Regions from separate parts of the Homo sapiens genome. Here region 2 is linked to region 1. The links are chromatin loops, found by intact Hi-C in ENCODE. Cell type or tissue: breast epithelium. All regions are shown on one strand. Links, peaks and the distances in the headings refer to the core of each region. The heading gives the core; the rest is flanking DNA. Region 1 overlaps TM2D1 (TM2 domain containing 1). Region 2 overlaps PATJ (PATJ crumbs cell polarity complex component).

Region 1 (2,917 bases), core at 245-2,744:
CTGTAATCCCAGCACTTTGGGATATAGAGGAGGGAGGACTGCTTGAGCCCAGTAGTCTGAGACCAGCCTGGGCAACATGGAGAGATCCCCATCTCTACAAAAAATAAAATAATTGGTCAGGCATGGTGGTGCTCACCTGTTGTCAGGAGGCTGAGGCAGGACTGGGAGGTCAAGGCTGCAGTGAGCTGTGATCATGCCACTGCACTCCAGCCTGGGCAACAGAGTGAGACCGTCTCAAAAAAAAAAAAAATACAAAGAGATGTGGCAGAACTTAACAGGCAATTGGTATGTAGCTATTTGGCTACCTGCCTTGGCACAGGGATAAAATTTATTGACTTTTGCCAATGAATTAATGTGACATCCTTTAGATTATATCTCTTGAAAATCTTCCATCTTGGATCATGCTTTTGATTAGTTATATAGTAGACAACTCAAAGTTGAGGTCAGCAAAAGTCTGAAATGTTGATATAAATTCTATGTCACTGAAAGGAGATCAACATGGTTTTAGATCACTAATTCTTTTTTTTTTTTAAGAGATGAGGTTTTGATGTTGGCCAGGCTGGAACTCCTGGCCTCAGGAGATCCTCCTGCCTCAGCCACTCAAAGTACTGGGATTACAGGTGTGAGCCACCATGATGTAACTAGCCCTAACTCAGTAAAATCAGTAATTCTTAACTGGGGCATTTTTACTCCCCAGAGGACATTTGGCAAGGTCTGGAAACATTTTCAGTTGTCACTGGGGAGCTGCTAGGGGCATATAGTGAGTACAGACCAGGGATACTCATAAACATCCTACAGTGCACAAGATAGCCTCCCCACAACAATGAATTACCCAGTCCAAAAAATCAATAGCACTGAGGTTGAGAAACCCTGCTATAGATTAGTCATCTTCAAAAAAATTCTGCACATATACCTGCTATAAATTAAATTTTTATAAACTATATATGCCCTCACACATTTAAACAGACATCTAAAATTTTTCAACATGAATTTAAATGGTTGGAAAAAATGTCATTTCCAGTTTGTTCATTTATTTATTGAAACCGAGTCTCACTCTATTGCACAGGCTGGAGTGCCCTGGTGCGATCTCAGCTCACTGCAACCTCCGTCTCCTGGGTTCAAGCAATTCTCATGTCTCAGCCTCTCCAGTAGCTGGGATTATAGGCACCTGCTACCATGTCCAATTAATTTTTGTATTTTTAGTAGAGATGGGGTTTCACCATGTTGGCTAGGCTAGTCTCGAACTCCTGGCCTCAAGTAATTCACCCGCCTCAGTCTCCCAAAGTGCTGGGATTACAGGTGTGAGCCACCGTACCCAGCCTCCAGTATATTTAATACTATCATGAAAATTAACATGTTATAGCACTCTTCAAAGTGGACTCTAAACACCACAGCAATTTCACAGCCATCATGATCCACTGGAGAACAGATATGAAAGAACTACTCTCTAAAATTCCACAATTTTACATCAATTTTAGGAAAGAGTGCACACTTAAAAGCTGAGAATTGGCTGGGCACAGTGACTCATGCCTGTAATCCCAGCACTCTGGGAGGCCAAGGCAGGAGGATCACTTGAGGTCAGGTCACCTGACCAACATGGTGAAACCCTGTCTCTACTAAAAAGACAAAAATCAGTGGGGTGTGGTGGCACACACCTGAAATCCCAGCTACTTGGGAGGCTGAGGCAGGAGGATCGCTTGAACCCAGGAGGCAGAGGTTGTAGTGAGTTGAGATTGCGCCACTGCACTTCAGCCAGGGAGATAGAATGAGACTCCACCTCAAAAAAAAAAAAAAGCTGAGAATCTAGGCCGGGTGCAGCGGCTCATGCCTGTAATCCCAGCACTTTGGGAGGCCGAGGCAGGTGAATTGCTTGCAGCCAGGAGTTCAAGACCAGTCTGGCCAACATGGTGAAACCCATCTCTATCAAAAATACAAAAAATTAGCCAGGCGTGGTGACATGTGCCTGTGGTCCCAGCTACTCAGGAGGCTGAGGCAGGAGAATTGCTTGAGCCTGGGAGACATAGGTTGCAGTAAGCCACAATCATGCCACTTACACTCCAGCCTGGGTAAGAGGACAAGACCCCCCGCAACTCAAAAACAAAAAAAAAAAAAAAAAAAAAGGAGGGGTCTGCAAAAGTATCTATAAACACAGGTTTTTTTTCTCAAAAAGCAGCTTTAAATCTTTTCATATCCTCAAGCCAGTAAGTAGATTAAGTGTGCCAGAAAGCACAGTATTACTAGATTGTAGATCATTTTTCTCTACAAGTATCTACCTTGCACTTGCTTAGTCTGAAGCTGTCACTTTCTTGTCATACAGCCTTGTGAGATCTTCCTGCAGATTATCTAAAATCAGGTCTTAAAGAGACAGTTGCAATACAAGACACTTATTATGATACCAGCTGGGGATATTTTCCAATATACCTTGCCTAACAGAAATGCACTGTTTTTTTGAGATGACAGGTTTCTGTACAAAACTTTTAAAAACCAAATATTTCTTTTTTTTTTTTTTTTTTTTTTGAGACGGAGTCTCGCTCTGTCGCCCAGGCCGGACTGCGGACTGCAGTGGCGCAATCTCGGCTCACTGCAAGCTCCGCTTCCCGGGTTCACGCCATTCTCCTGCCTCAGCCTCCCGAGTAGCTGGGACTACAGGCGCCCGCCACCGCGCCCGGCTAATTTTTTGTATTTTTAGTAGAGACGGGGTTTCACCTTGTTAGCCAGGATGGTCTCGATCTCCTGACCTCATGATCCACCCGCCTCGGCCTCCCAAAGTGCTGGGATTACAGGCCTGAGCCACCGCGCCCGGCCAAAAACCAAATATTTCTAGGTGAGTTGAAAATGCCTGGTAAAAAATATTAAAAACTAAAGAGCCCTGGATGGGCGCAGTGGCTCACACCTGTAATCCCAGCACTTTGGGAGG
Region 2 (2,917 bases), core at 165-2,664, 110 kb after region 1:
TATGCTGAATATCATGTCCAAACTATATTATAGATCAGTGGTATGCTGGTAAGTTTCTAGCTCTCAAAAGCAGCGTGGGGCGGCAGGCGGCGGTGGGGGGGCGCGGGTGGGAAGGCAGCTCCAATTTGTAGCATGTACCAATATCTGTGGTGTAAATACTCCCACCATGGCAGATATAAAGCTACCAAAATGGCGTCACTGATCAGTGAGCTGAGAGGCAATGCACAGTAGCGCTTCAATGCTGCAGGCTTCTCTGTAGGAGTAAGACTGTTTAATCACTTGTCCCACCTGCATTTAGCAACTAACCAAACCAAGCACTTCATGTGTCTCTTTCAGTTGTCCACCCCTCAGTGTTCTTTGAGTTCTGATAGAGAGTGTTCCTCTCTGTACAGATATAGTAGATATAAATCACTTCATGAACATAGATATTAGTAAAAGAGTGAAAAATAATTAGGAAGTGATGCATTTTGAGTACTTGTTACATTTATTTTTATTTTTATTTTACTGTATTTAATTAATTTATTTATTTATTTTTTGAGATGGAGTCTCGCTCTGTCGCCCAGGCTGGAGTGCAGTGGCACAATCTCGGCTCACTGCAACCTCTGCCTCCTGGATTCGAGGAATTATCCTGCCTCAGCCTCCCAAGTAGCTGGGATTACAGGTGTGCCCAACCATGCTCAGCTAATTTTTATATTTTTAGTAGAGACAGGGTTTCAGTTGGCCAGGCTGGTCTTGAACTTCTGACCTCAGGCAATCCACCCACATCGGCCTCCCAAAGTGTTGGGATTACAGGCGTGAGCCACCGTGCCTGGCCTATTTATTTATTTATTTATTTAGAGACGGAGTTTCAGTCTTGTTGCCCAGGCTAGAGTGCAATGGCTCAGTCTCAGCTCACTGCAACCTCTGCCTCCTGGGCTCAAGCGATTCTCCTGCCTCAGCCTCCCGAATAGCTGGGATTACAGGCATGTGCCACCACACTCAGCTAATTTTGTATTTTTAGTAGAGATGGGGTTTCTCCATGTTGGTCAGGCTGGTCTTGAACTCACTACCTCAGGTGATCTGCCCGCCTTGGCCTCCCAAAGTGTTGGGATTAAAGGTGTGAGCTACCACACCCGGCCTACATTTATTTTTATTAATTGTAACTTTATATGGTTTAATTTTAAATTGTTTAACAACTGGCTTGCAAAATCAGTGAAAATTTAGCAGTCTGCTCTCAAGCCAGTATAAGACCCAGCACCGCACTGGGGATGAGCTATGGTGGATCCACTGGCAACTCTTTGCCCTGTAGCATCTGGCTCATAAACAAGGAAGGAAGACAGTTGGCAGAGATGAGTGGTAAACTGTTAATACAGAAGCATTTCTCTGAGAGCTTTTCCTCACCTCCTTTAGATGTCCTGCTACATGACACTAATATCTCCTTAGCTATCCATACCCATGATTTGGTACAATGACAGGAGAATGAAGTGGCAGCAGTGAGGAAGAAAGAAAGCACAAGAGAGGGAACGGGAGGAAAAACTATCTTTTTTTTTTTTTTTGAGGCTGAGTCTCGCTCTGTCGCCCAGGCTGGAGTGCAGTGGTGCAACCTCAGCTCACTGCAAGCTCCACCTCCCGGGTTTACTTATGCCATTCTCCTGCCTCAGCCTCCCGTGCAGCTGGGACTACAGGCGCCTGCCACCATGCCCGGCTAATTTTTTTGTATTTTTAGTAGAGACAGGGTTTCACCGTGTTAGCCAGGATGGTCTCGATCACCTGACCTTGTGATCCTCCCGCTCGGCCTCCCAAAGTGTTGGGATTACAGGCGTGAGCTATCATGCCCGGCCGGAAAAACTATCTTAGCCTTTCATTTAGAGAACTAGAACATCTTCTTGCCAGAGATGGTCGCAGATCCTGAAGTGCTTAGTGGTCAGGAGCACTTAATTTTCAGGAAATTATCCCAGGGCTAGAAGTCCCTCATGTGCGTGTTGAGGTCTTAGTCAGCCAGACTCCTTGCCACTTCACATTTGTCTGCATGTCTATAGTGAGACAGAAGTGAGCCTCAGATGTTGTCTGAAGGAAGGCCTGTGGCACTCTGGGGACTGAAAGCAGAAGACTGAGGGAGGTGGCAAGCTCAGGGATAGAAGATCACAGAGAAGAGGAAGAGAGCCACATGGTAGATGCACTGCCACCCTGTGTAGGGTTTTCTCCTTATAAAATATAGTTCGAGGTAGGTCTGGTGTTTTTTAGGTATCAGACTATTGATACAGGAAATGCAAATCATCATGAGTACCATTTACCGTATTTGAGATTATAAGGCCACAATGAGAAATCTTTAGTCTGTCTTTGAAAGTCAGGGGAATGGAGTTTGGTGAATGCCCTTGACTGTTACAACCAACAAAGATGGGTGCAACTGAGACACTCATCTCTTTACTCGACATTGGCTAGAGTTTCTCAGCCCTTGACTCGTATCTCAGCCCATATGAATCCTCACAGACCTAGAATGGATAAACGATTGCCTTTCCCAAATCGGAAATGTTTTCACTTAAGTTGGCTAGATGGAAAAGGACATCTTAAATGAGGCACTATTTTTCATGGATTAGTTCAAATAACATTTAATGAGCCCATGTTTAGTGCCAGGTACTGTTCCAGGGCTGAAGTTATGGAGATTAAAGGTACAGACTCTGCATTCAGGTAAGGAGTGGAAGAGGGACAGTCAAGAGACTAGGAATTCTCAACATAGCGAAACCTCGTCTCTACTAAAAATACAAAAAAATTAGCCAGGCATGGTGGCGCACGCCTGTAGTCCCAGCTACTTGGGAACCTGAGGCATGAGAATTGCTTGAACCCGGGAGGTGAAGGTTACAGTGAGCTGAGATTGCACCACTATGCTTCTGCACTCCAGCCTAGGCAACAGAGCGAGACTGTGTCAGAAAAAAAAAAA

The links. Peaks named below come from ENCODE experiments on the same cell type or tissue, not always from the same donor. Only the 100,000 strongest peaks of a DNase experiment are listed, where the experiment ranks them.
Region 2: a loop joins it to region 1, with 20 times the contacts of the local background. A loop is called at or near these places in 5 of 110 quality-filtered maps.

The regions. Positions count from the first base shown.
Region 1 is chr1:61,711,390-61,714,306 of GRCh38, forward strand. All of the region lies in intron 2 of TM2D1 (TM2 domain containing 1), which reads right to left. Among named protein-coding and RNA genes, the nearest start is that of TM2D1, 12 kb to the right of the region's middle. RefSeq lists a silencer at 1-145. In breast epithelium, for the core only: no CTCF peak of the experiment used is centred there; no DNase peak of the experiment used is centred there.
Region 2 is chr1:61,819,524-61,822,440 of GRCh38, forward strand. All of the region lies in intron 14 of PATJ (PATJ crumbs cell polarity complex component), which reads left to right. Among named protein-coding and RNA genes, the nearest start is that of MIR12132, 25 kb to the right of the region's middle. In breast epithelium, for the core only: no CTCF peak of the experiment used is centred there; no DNase peak of the experiment used is centred there.